Linked DNA regions of Homo sapiens: region 1 is linked to region 2. Evidence: chromatin loops called from intact Hi-C (ENCODE). Cell type or tissue: pancreas. All regions are shown on one strand. Region 1 overlaps KDM2A (lysine demethylase 2A). Region 2 overlaps KDM2A (lysine demethylase 2A).

Evidence for each region. A loop is a pair of places that touch in the nucleus more often than their neighbours do. Peaks named below come from ENCODE experiments on the same cell type or tissue, not always from the same donor. Only the 100,000 strongest peaks of a DNase experiment are listed, where the experiment ranks them.
Region 1: a loop joins it to region 2, with 11 times the contacts of the local background. A loop is called at or near these places in 1 of 110 quality-filtered maps.

Annotation. Positions count from the first base shown.
Region 1 is chr11:67,145,924-67,150,923 of GRCh38, forward strand. All of the region lies in intron 2 of KDM2A (lysine demethylase 2A), which reads left to right. It overlaps LOC124902695 (a long non-coding RNA gene), which reads left to right. Exons shown (of 2, transcript XR_007062740.1): 2 at 3,132-3,492. Among named protein-coding and RNA genes, the nearest start is that of KDM2A, 29 kb to the left of the region's middle. In pancreas, no CTCF peak of the experiment used is centred here; no DNase peak of the experiment used is centred here.
Region 2 is chr11:67,208,676-67,213,675 of GRCh38, forward strand. The region is part of intron 6 of KDM2A (lysine demethylase 2A); the gene reads left to right. Among named protein-coding and RNA genes, the nearest start is that of GRK2, 55 kb to the right of the region's middle. In pancreas, no CTCF peak of the experiment used is centred here; no DNase peak of the experiment used is centred here; H3K27ac peaks cover 326 bases.

The sequences.
Region 1 (5,000 bases), 63 kb before region 2:
AGATTTTCAACATGTTTCTCTGTTTCTGGTATATAAAATGCCTGTTCTTCCCGTTTTTTGTTTTGTTTTTTTTTGTTTTTTTTTTTTGAGACAGAGTCTATCTCTGTTGCCAGGCTGGAGTGCAGTGGCGCGATCTCAGCTCACTGCAACCTCCACCTCCCGGGTTCAAGCGATTCTCCTGTCTCAGCCTCCTGAGTAGCTGGGATTTCAGGCGCATACCACCACACCCAGCTAATTTTTTTTCTATTTTTAGTAGAGACAGGGTTTCACCATGTTGGCCAGGATGGTCTCAATCTCCTGACCTCCTGATCTGCCTGCCTCAGCCTCCCAAAGTGCTGGGATTACAGGCATGAGCCACCGCACCTGGCCCCCATTTCTTTAACATTTGATTTTTCTGCTGTCATAAGAAATAATACACCGATTGTCTTTTTACTTACTTTTTATAGATCCTGAGGGCAAAAATCATGGCAGTCTTATTTATCAGAGCATTGACAGTGTTTGGCATATGGTAGAAGTTAAAACATTTAATGAATTCAGTTGAATATAATTTTCTATCTACTGTGACAGATTCTCTCTCTTTGTCTGTCTTCCTTTTTATTGTTTGAGACAGGGTCTCACTTTGTTATCCACGCTGGAGTGCAGTGGCATAATCTAGGTTCACTGCAACCTCCACCTCCCAGACTTAAGCAATCCTCCTGCCTCAGCCCCACAAGTACCAGGGACTACAGGTGCTTACCACTACACCTGGCTAATTTTTTGTAATTTTTGTTGAGACAGGGTTTTGATGTGTTGCCCAGATTGGTCTTGAACTTCTGACCTCAGGTGATCTGCATGCCTCAGACTCCCAAAGTGCTGGTGCATGAGCCACCGTGCCTGGAACATTCTTTAATATTGGTTATAAACTCTAATGCCATGCTTTCCTCCCTCACTTTCGTGGATTTTATCTATTTATTATTCCTTAACTGGAATACAAATAGGTTTCATAAAAGTTTATCAAAGGCACATAGTTTACTGATCTCATTTGAGATCATGTTAATGTTTGAAATTCCCTTGAACCTCACTGAAGACTAAGGTTAATTTGTAGCAATAGTTAAAATTTGCTTAGTCAGATATAAATAGCCAGAAAACCTAACAGGATGGAAGTTGAAACAGAGCTAAGATTTATGAAAGTGTCTGCCATGTAAGTCCGATGTATGTCATCAACTTAAAAATGAACACTGTTGTTGACAGTTTGGTGTAAGAGAATAGAAATACGCCTGTTTGTATTTCATCCAGGCTTGGCCAGATCTTTTGTGCCACTCTGGGAATGGTCAGGTTAAAAGATATGACTTCCACTGGGCCGGGTGCGGTGGCTCAAGCCTGTAATCCCAGCACTTTGGGAGGCCGAGGCGGGCCAGTCATGAGGTCAGGAGATTGAGACCATCCTGGCTAACACGGTGAAACCCCGTCTCTACTAAAAATAAAGAAAATTAGCCGGGTGTGGTGGCGGGTGCCTGTAGTCCCAGCTACTCAGGAGGTTAAGGCAGGAGAATGGCATGAACCTGGGAGGTGGAGCTTGCAGTGAGCCGAGATCGCGCCACTGCACTCCAGCCTGGGCGACAGAGCGAGACTCCGTCTTAAAAAAAAAAAAAAGATGCAACTTTCACTGGATTTCAAGAGCCAGTGAACCTAGTTAAACCTTATTAAAGCAGGAAGAAGTGAGAATTTCAAGGATCAAGGGCTTTCTCTGGAGACTGAGTAGTTCCCTTTCATTAGAGATTCTTTTTTTTTTTGAGATGGAGTCTTGCAGTGTCGCCTGAGCTGGAGTGCAGTGGTGCAATCTCAGCTCACTGCAACTGCCGCCTCCTGGGTTCAAGCGATTCTCCAGCCTCAACCTTCCAAGTAGCTGCGATTACAGGCGCCTGCCACCACACCCAGCTAATTTTTTGTATTTTTAGTAGAGACGAGGTTTTACCATGTTGGCCAGGCTGTTCTGGAACTCCTGACCTCGTGATTCACCTGCCTCGACTTCCCAAAGTGCGGGGATTATAGGTGTGAGCTGCCACGCCCGGCCCTCATTAGAGAGTCTTATAGCAAATGTCTCTAGCTGATCATCTAGTGGTAATGTAAATCAGCTAAGTACATACATATTGATTGATTGACTTAAAGTATTTACTAGATCGCTGATTTGTTACAAGCATTTGTTACTTTTGCATTCCTTTAAGAAAACTTTGGGGCTGGGTGCAGTGGCTCATACATGTGATCACAACACTTTGGTAGACCAAATTGGGAGGATCATTTTTGAACTCTGGGGTTTGAGACCAGCCTGGACAACATTGCAAGACCGCATCTCTATTAAAAAAAAAAATTTAGCTGGGCGTGGCGGTGGACACCTGTAGTCTTAGCTGCTTGGGAGGTCGAGGCCAAAGGGTCGCTTGACCCCCGGAGGTTGAGGCTGCAGTGAGCTGTGATTGCACCACTGCATTCCAGCCTAGACAACAGAGTGAGACCTAATTCAAAAAAGAAAGAAAATAAAATAAGGGTTTTTTCATGGGGTAAAACTCAAATAATAGGTATCAATCATATCTTTTTTCCCCCATCAGAAACAAGTAATCCGGCCGGGCGTGGTGGCTCATGCCTGTAATCCCAGCACTTTGGGAGGCCAAGGTGGGTGGATCACCTGAGGTCAGGAGTTTGAGACCAGCCTGGCTAACATGGTGAAACACAGTCTCTACTAAAAATACGAAAATGAACTGGGCGTGGTGGTGGGTGCCTGTAATCCCAGCTAATTGGGAGGCTGAGGCAGGAGAATCACTTGAACCCGGGAGGTGGAGGTTGCAGTGAGCTGAGATCATGCCATTGCACTCCTGTCTGGGCTATAAGAGCAAAATTCCGTCTCAAAAACAAAACAAGACAGACAAAAAAGAAATAATCCACACCCTAAAGTGCGATTCAGCTGAAATTGTCTATGGTATTTTGCCTAGAATTAACCAAAAGAGCTGGGGTAGGGGCTGGTGGCGCATAGCTCAGCATTACAGATCTACTTAAATCTTGTAAACTATTTATAGGTTTGGGTTGTTATAACATGTTTAGCATGGTTAATAAGCCAATCAAGAAATATCCCAAAACGTTCATTTTTGCTTCCTTTACAGATGGTGGCAGATGAAAAAGCAGATTTTTTTCCCCTGAAGCTCTTTAATAATGGCAAAAGTTAAAAAGTGTTTTCTCTGTAGTCCTGAATTTACTGAATGTATTCCCTTCCTGAATAAATTGACTGTTCCCTTAGTGTAGGGCTATAACCTGGTTTTGGTGGAGTCCCTTCCAGGTTCTAACATTTGTGTGACCTTGAACAGGGTACTTCTTAACCTTTCTGAGTCTCAGGTTTATTCATTTCTAAAGTGCAGGTGGTACTGATACCTTTTAGGGTTGGTTGAGGATTTAATGGGATAATGAATGTAGACTGCTGTGCCAACAGTGAGCTTTCAATAAAAGGTATCTGTTGTAATTCTCAAAGCTTAATACGTTATTATATATAACAAGCCAGTTTTACGCCTTTTAAATCTGATTTTTTAGTTATATAGATAACATATATCTGTATTATTGTAGAAATTAAAATTTTACAGATAAGGCTAAAGAGCCCCTTAGCCACCTTAATCCTAACCCCTTCACCAGATGTAATCATTTTATTAGTTAATATATCCTTCCATGTCTTTTTCTTTGCTTTTATGCATACATACACATGCATTTTAATTTTATAGATGAAGAATAGAAAAGATAGTAATCTAATTTTATAAATATTAAATTACTAGGTATTAGAATCTTTTTTTTTTTTTTTTTGACAGTGTTTTCTCTTTTTTGCCTAGGCTGGAGTGCGATGATACGATCTCGGCTCACTGCAACCTCGGCCTCCCAGGTTCAAGTGATTCTCCTGCCTCAGCCACCCAAGTAGCTGGGATTACAGGCATGCGCCACCAGTCCCAGCTAATTTTGTATTTTTAGTAGAAGAGCGGGGTTTCACCATGTTGGCCAGGCAGGTCTTGAACTCCCGACCTCAGGTGACCTGCCCTCCTCAGCCTCCCAAAGTGCTGGGATTACAGGCGTGAGCCACTGCGCATGGCCTAGAATCTGTATTTTAGATACTCAGTAAACAAAAGATAGCAAAATTCAACAATTCGTTGTGTAATGACAGATCTTACACGAAATTACAGAATTCTTTACAACCCTAGACAAGTTTAATTAAAGGGAAGAAACTAAAAAGTAAGAAACAGCTACAGCTGTTTAGCCCGGAAATATGCATTTGTTTTTCTAGCCGATAAATAGATCAGAACTTAAGAAATTCACTGCCTCTCAGTTTACCTCAAATTTTACAACTAAGGGCCACAGGTATTATTTGTTAGTCTGACAAGTAAAAAATGATGTTTTCTTTTCTCAAAAATGTGAAAAATTTACCACCACCTTGTTGGGCCAAAGGAGAGGTTGGGGGAAGAGAAGAGTAATTGAAACTGCTTTCTGCATATCATTGATTCTCAAGTGTATTTAAATTATTTTTGTAGTAATCTATAGTATTTTTGGTTTTTGTTTGTTTACTATTAGTACACATTGGAAAGTGGATTCCAGGCCAATTAGGGAAGGAGATTGATTTTGAAATGATGTTAGTTCTCTGGAAACCACTTGTTTAAATAAGGGAATATCAAGAGGAAAGGGCTGGCCATAGTTACTAATCCTTTGAGAGGAGGGATCTAAGAGTTGGAGGATATGTCAGACATGATCTCTCTTCTCTGGGGAATTAGAGGTGAGTTGGAGAAAACTGTGGGAGAGAGGGTCAGCAGACAAGGTGAAAGATCACTTGAGTCTAGTAGTGTGAGACCAGCCTGGGCAACAGAGCAAGACCCCATCTCTACAAAAATAAAATTAAAATGCCAAGGTAAATGGTGTTAATTCTAAACATTTTGGAGGTGGGGGTGGGGTGGAGAATGGAGCATAGCATTCACCTCTTCTTTCATCCTAGTCTTCAGTCTAAA
Region 2 (5,000 bases):
CATGAGAATCGCTTGAACCTGGGAGGCAGAGGTTGCAGTGAGCTGAGATCATGCCACTGCACTCCAGCCTGTGTGACAGTGAGACCCTGTCTCAAAAAAAAAAAAAAAAAAATTCACTCTTGACCAGGCATGGTGGCTCACATTTGTAATCCCAACACTTTGAGAGGCTAAGACAGGAGAATTGCTTGAGGCCAGTAGTTCAAGATCAGCCTGGGGAATGTCACGAGACCCCCAAAAATAAAAATAAACATTTTTATTATTTATTATTTTTTTTTTGAGGCCGAGTCTCACATTGTTGCCCGGGATATAGAGTGCGGTGGCACGATCTCGGTTCACTGCAACCTCTGCCTCCCCGGTTCAAGCAATTCTCCTGCCTCAGCCTCCTGAGTAGCTGAGACTACAGGCCACCATGCACTGCTAATTTTTGTATTTTTTTTGTTAGAGACGGGGTTTCATCATGTTGGCCAGGCTGGTCTTGAACTCCTGACCTCAAGTGATCGACCTGCCTCGGTCTCCCAAAGTGCTGGGATTACAGGCATGAGCCACCACACCGGGCCGAAAGGAACTATTTTTGTATTAGTAATCATGTTTATTTGATCATATGGAAGTATAGGAAGACAGGTGGTTAGAATTTAGCCTTCTTATTAGCCTAATGTGATTTGCTAAATAGGAATTTAGTGAGAGGGATGGGATGTAAGAATTCCAGTAACATTATTTATTTATAATTTTATTTTCTTAATATTTCTAGAATTTTATTTTATTATTATTATTATTATTATTATTTTTGAGACAGGTTCTCGCTCTGTTGCCCAGGCTTTAGTGCAGTGGCACGATCTTGGCTCACTGCAGCCTCCGCCTCCCAGGTTCAAGCAATTCTCCCACCTCAGCCTCTCAAATAGCTGGGATTACAGGGACACACCACCACACCCGGCTAATTTTTGTATTTTTAGTAGAGATGGGGTTTCACCATGTTGGCCAGGCTTGTCTCGAACCCCTGACCTCAGGTGATCCACCTGTCTCAGCCTCCCAAAGTGCTGGAATTACAGGTGTGAGCCACTGTACCCGGCCAATTTCCAGAATTTTAATTTAAAAATAACAGGATTGGCCACACACGTTGGCTCATGCCTGTAATTCCAGCACTTTGGGAGGCTGAGGTGGGAGTATCCCTTGAGCCTAGGAGTTCAAGACCAGCCTGGTTAACATAGCAAGACCTCATCTCTACAAAATTTGGAAACTTAGCCAGGCATGGTGGCATGCACCTGTAGTCCTGGTTACTCAAGAGACCGAGGTGGGAGGATTGCTTGAGCCTGGGAGGTTGAGGCTGCAGTGAGCTGTGATCACTGTAGCCTAGCCAACATTGCAAGAATCTGTCTCAAAAAAATAATAAAATGATAAAAAATGTAAATAGAAGCCGAGCATGGTGGCTCATGCCTGTAATCCTAGCACTTGGGGAGGCCGAAGGCAGACAGATTGCTTGAGCTCAGGAGTTTGATACCAGCCTGGGCAACATGGTGAAACCCTGTCTCTATAGAAAAATTAGCCAGGCATGATGGCGTCCCCCATGTAGTCCCAGCTACTCAGGGGGTTGAGGCAGGAGGATTGCTTGAGCCTAGTAATTTGAGACCAGTCTGGGCAACATAATAAGACCTTGTTTCTACTTTTGAAAAAAAAAACAAAAAACAAAAACTAAGCAGCAACAAGAAAAATAACATGATTGTAGCTATAAATGTAAAACTTGACCTGGTCAATACTTTACCATTATTAAGGTTGTGAAATGTCTCACTATTCCACATGAAGCCTTTTTTGTGGCATCCTGAATTTATTCACTCTGTCCCTAGTTTTAATGATAAAAATGTGACATCATTTTATAAAAATTAGAAAAATATATTAACATTAAAGGGCGGAGAAGAACCTATGAGAGGGCTCAGAAATAGAAAATTATTAAGAGAGCAGAGGCCACAATACTAATATCTTACGGGGACCTAAAACATGAAAGATTGAATGAGCTATTACCAAGCTCACATTCTAAAAGCAGGTAAGGTTTTTGTGACCTTGCTATGTAAGTAATAACGTTTATTTTGTTGATAGAATAAGATAGAAGACTTCATGTGGAATAGTCACACATTTCAAAATCTTAATAATGGAAAAGTATCGACCAGGTCAAGTTTTACATTTATAGCTAGAGGCCTGGCACAGTTGCTCACACCTCTAATCCCAGCACTTCAGGAGGCCAAGGTGGGCGTATCACTTGAGCCCAAGAGTTCGAGACCACTCGGGAGGCTGAGGTACAAGAATCACTTGAACCCGGGAGGCAGAAGTTGCAGTGAGCTGAGATGGTGCCACTACACTCCAGCCTGGGTGACAGAATGAGACCCTATTTCAAAACAAACAAACAAACAAAAACATAGCTACAATCATGTTATTTTTGTTGTTGCTGTTTCTATTGGTAGAATTCTTATTCCCCCCATAGTATATCCCTTCATTTATCTAGGTTTTTTCCAGTATATTTCACTAGTGCTTTTTTTAAAAACCAACTTTATTGAGGTAAAATTGATGTTCAGTAAAGTGGACCCCCATTTTAAGTGTGCATTTCAGTGAGTTTTGACAAACATATTTATTCATGTAAGTAACCACCATAGTCAAAATATAGAAAATAAGCCAGGTGCGGTAGCTCACGCCTACAATCCCAGCACTCTGGGAGGCCAAGGCAGGCAGATCACTTGAGGTCAGGAGTTCAAAACCAGCCTGGCCAACATGGTGAAACCCCGCCTCTACTAAAAATACAAAAATTAGCTGGGTGTGGTGGTGCACACCCGTGATCCCAGCTACCTGGGAAGTTGAGGTGGGAGAATCGCTTGAAACCAGGAGGCAGAGGTTGCAGTGAGCCATGATCACACCACTGCACTCCAGCCTGGGTGACACAGTGAGACCCTGTCTCAAAAAAAAAAAAAAAAAAAAAAAAAAAGAATATATATATAATAGCCTATTAGTAGTTCTTTTTTAATTTTTTAATATTCAAAAACTTAATCTTCATTTCTAAAAACTTAATCTTCATGTCTAAAAACTTTGATCTGTCACTTCTCACTTTATATCCTCAAGTTCTAACCTATTTGCATTTCTTAATCCTAGAGTTACATAATCTGTTTGTTCCCTGTGATCTTCACAACCTTCAGGGTTTGCCTATTCATTTATCAGATGCCTACCACATGCTAAGCACTGTCTAGGTACTAGAGATACAGTGGAAAATGATATCATTCTTGTTAGAGACTCAAAGAAAGACAAGAAAATATGCATTTATATAAACTATAGTATGAGCAGTGCTTCAAAAGTGAATAAACAGCCAGGCAAAGTAGCACATGCCTTTAGTCCCAGCTACCTGGGAGGCTGTGGTGGGAGAATTGCTTGAGCCCAGGAGTTTGAGGCAGCCTAGGCAATGTGGCAAGACCCAGTCTTTTAAAATTAAAAAAATTGAATAAAGCAGGATATTGTGGAAGCATTTTGGAAGGATGACCTAATTTAGAAACTATAGGAGAATTAGGGGAAGCTCTTTGGAGGAAGTGGTGCCTAATGTTGACATAAAAGAAATAATGAAGCAAGGAGAGGGAGACCAGAATTACGGGCAGAAGGAATAGCATTTGTAAAAGTAGGTTCCGGGAGGTAAGAAGGGCAACTTTTACATGCCTGTTATAGGAGCTAGCATAAAGTAGAGTTCTATGGTGAGAAGAGATTATTTAGTGCTGCCATTCCAGCAATAACTGAGAGGTAGATTTTAAAATGGCACAAATAATACACATTTGTTTGGTGATGGGGAAATAAGTTCATGGAAGGCTATGAGTTGTTTATGAATAGACTAGGTTCATGATATTGGACTTCTTACCAGTTTGGCCCTAGTTTTGTTGCAGAACAGATTATAACTGGGATCAGAGTATTTAGCAAAGGATCTATCCCAAGGCTAAAGATTAACCTAAGAAGAAAAGCACGAACATGTTACCACAAATTCTCTCTGTAGTCTGAAGATACCTAATAATACCAAAGAAAGGCAGGCAAAAATGACTGACTTTCTTGCTGCAATTAAGAAATTCTGCTTTCTGTGAATGAATGCGTGGTAAAAAAAAAAAAAATACTCATATGTTCTGAACCGTTCCTCTCCCTATTCAGACATGGGAGCTTACAGCGTATTAAGCAAGTACTTTATTCATTATTCTGTTAAAGGCATTCCCATGGACAACACACGGGGATGGGAGATGGTGGCTACTACATTAAGAAACAGTAAATTTTATTTGAAGGAAAGAAAGGCATCCAGGGCTTATTCAATGTTCTGGGACCGGCGGATGCTTGGTTAAAATTGTTGGCTCCCTGAGCAGAAATTCTTTGAAATGGAACAGCAGGTTAACCTTAACCGTTGCTCCTCATCTTGTTTGTTTCTTCCATGTCAGTGGTGATGCTTTCTAAACACTCTCCCACAGTTAACATCTGGGTATCCTCTAGACAACTGCTTCATATCATGCACAACTTTATGCATTTGTCTCCATTCACATTATAAGGGAAGTAAGTGATCAAATACGTAGATGTTGTTACAAAGCTTACCAGATACATGTTTTTTATAACCATAAGTTAGATATTTACCACATCAGCACTGTGCTGAATTCATGGTGGTTTGGCTCTCGAGTTTTACCTACCTGGAGTTCATTGGTTGAGTGTAGACACTTGAAGGCACAGGAAATGTTATAATTTAGTGTAAAATGTTGCGTATTGCTTTCACTTCTCTTTTTTTTCAGCCAGTATTATTTAAAAGATTCCTGGCCGGGCATGGTAGCTCATGCTGTAATCCCAGCACTTTGTGGGGCTGAGGCTGGTGGATTGCCTGAGATCAGAAGTTCGAGACCAGCCTGGCCAAGATGGTGAAACCCTGTCTCTACTAAAAAATACAAAAATTAGTTAGGTGCGGTGGCGGGTGCCTGTAATCCCAGCTACTCAAGAGGCTGAGGCAGGAGAATTGC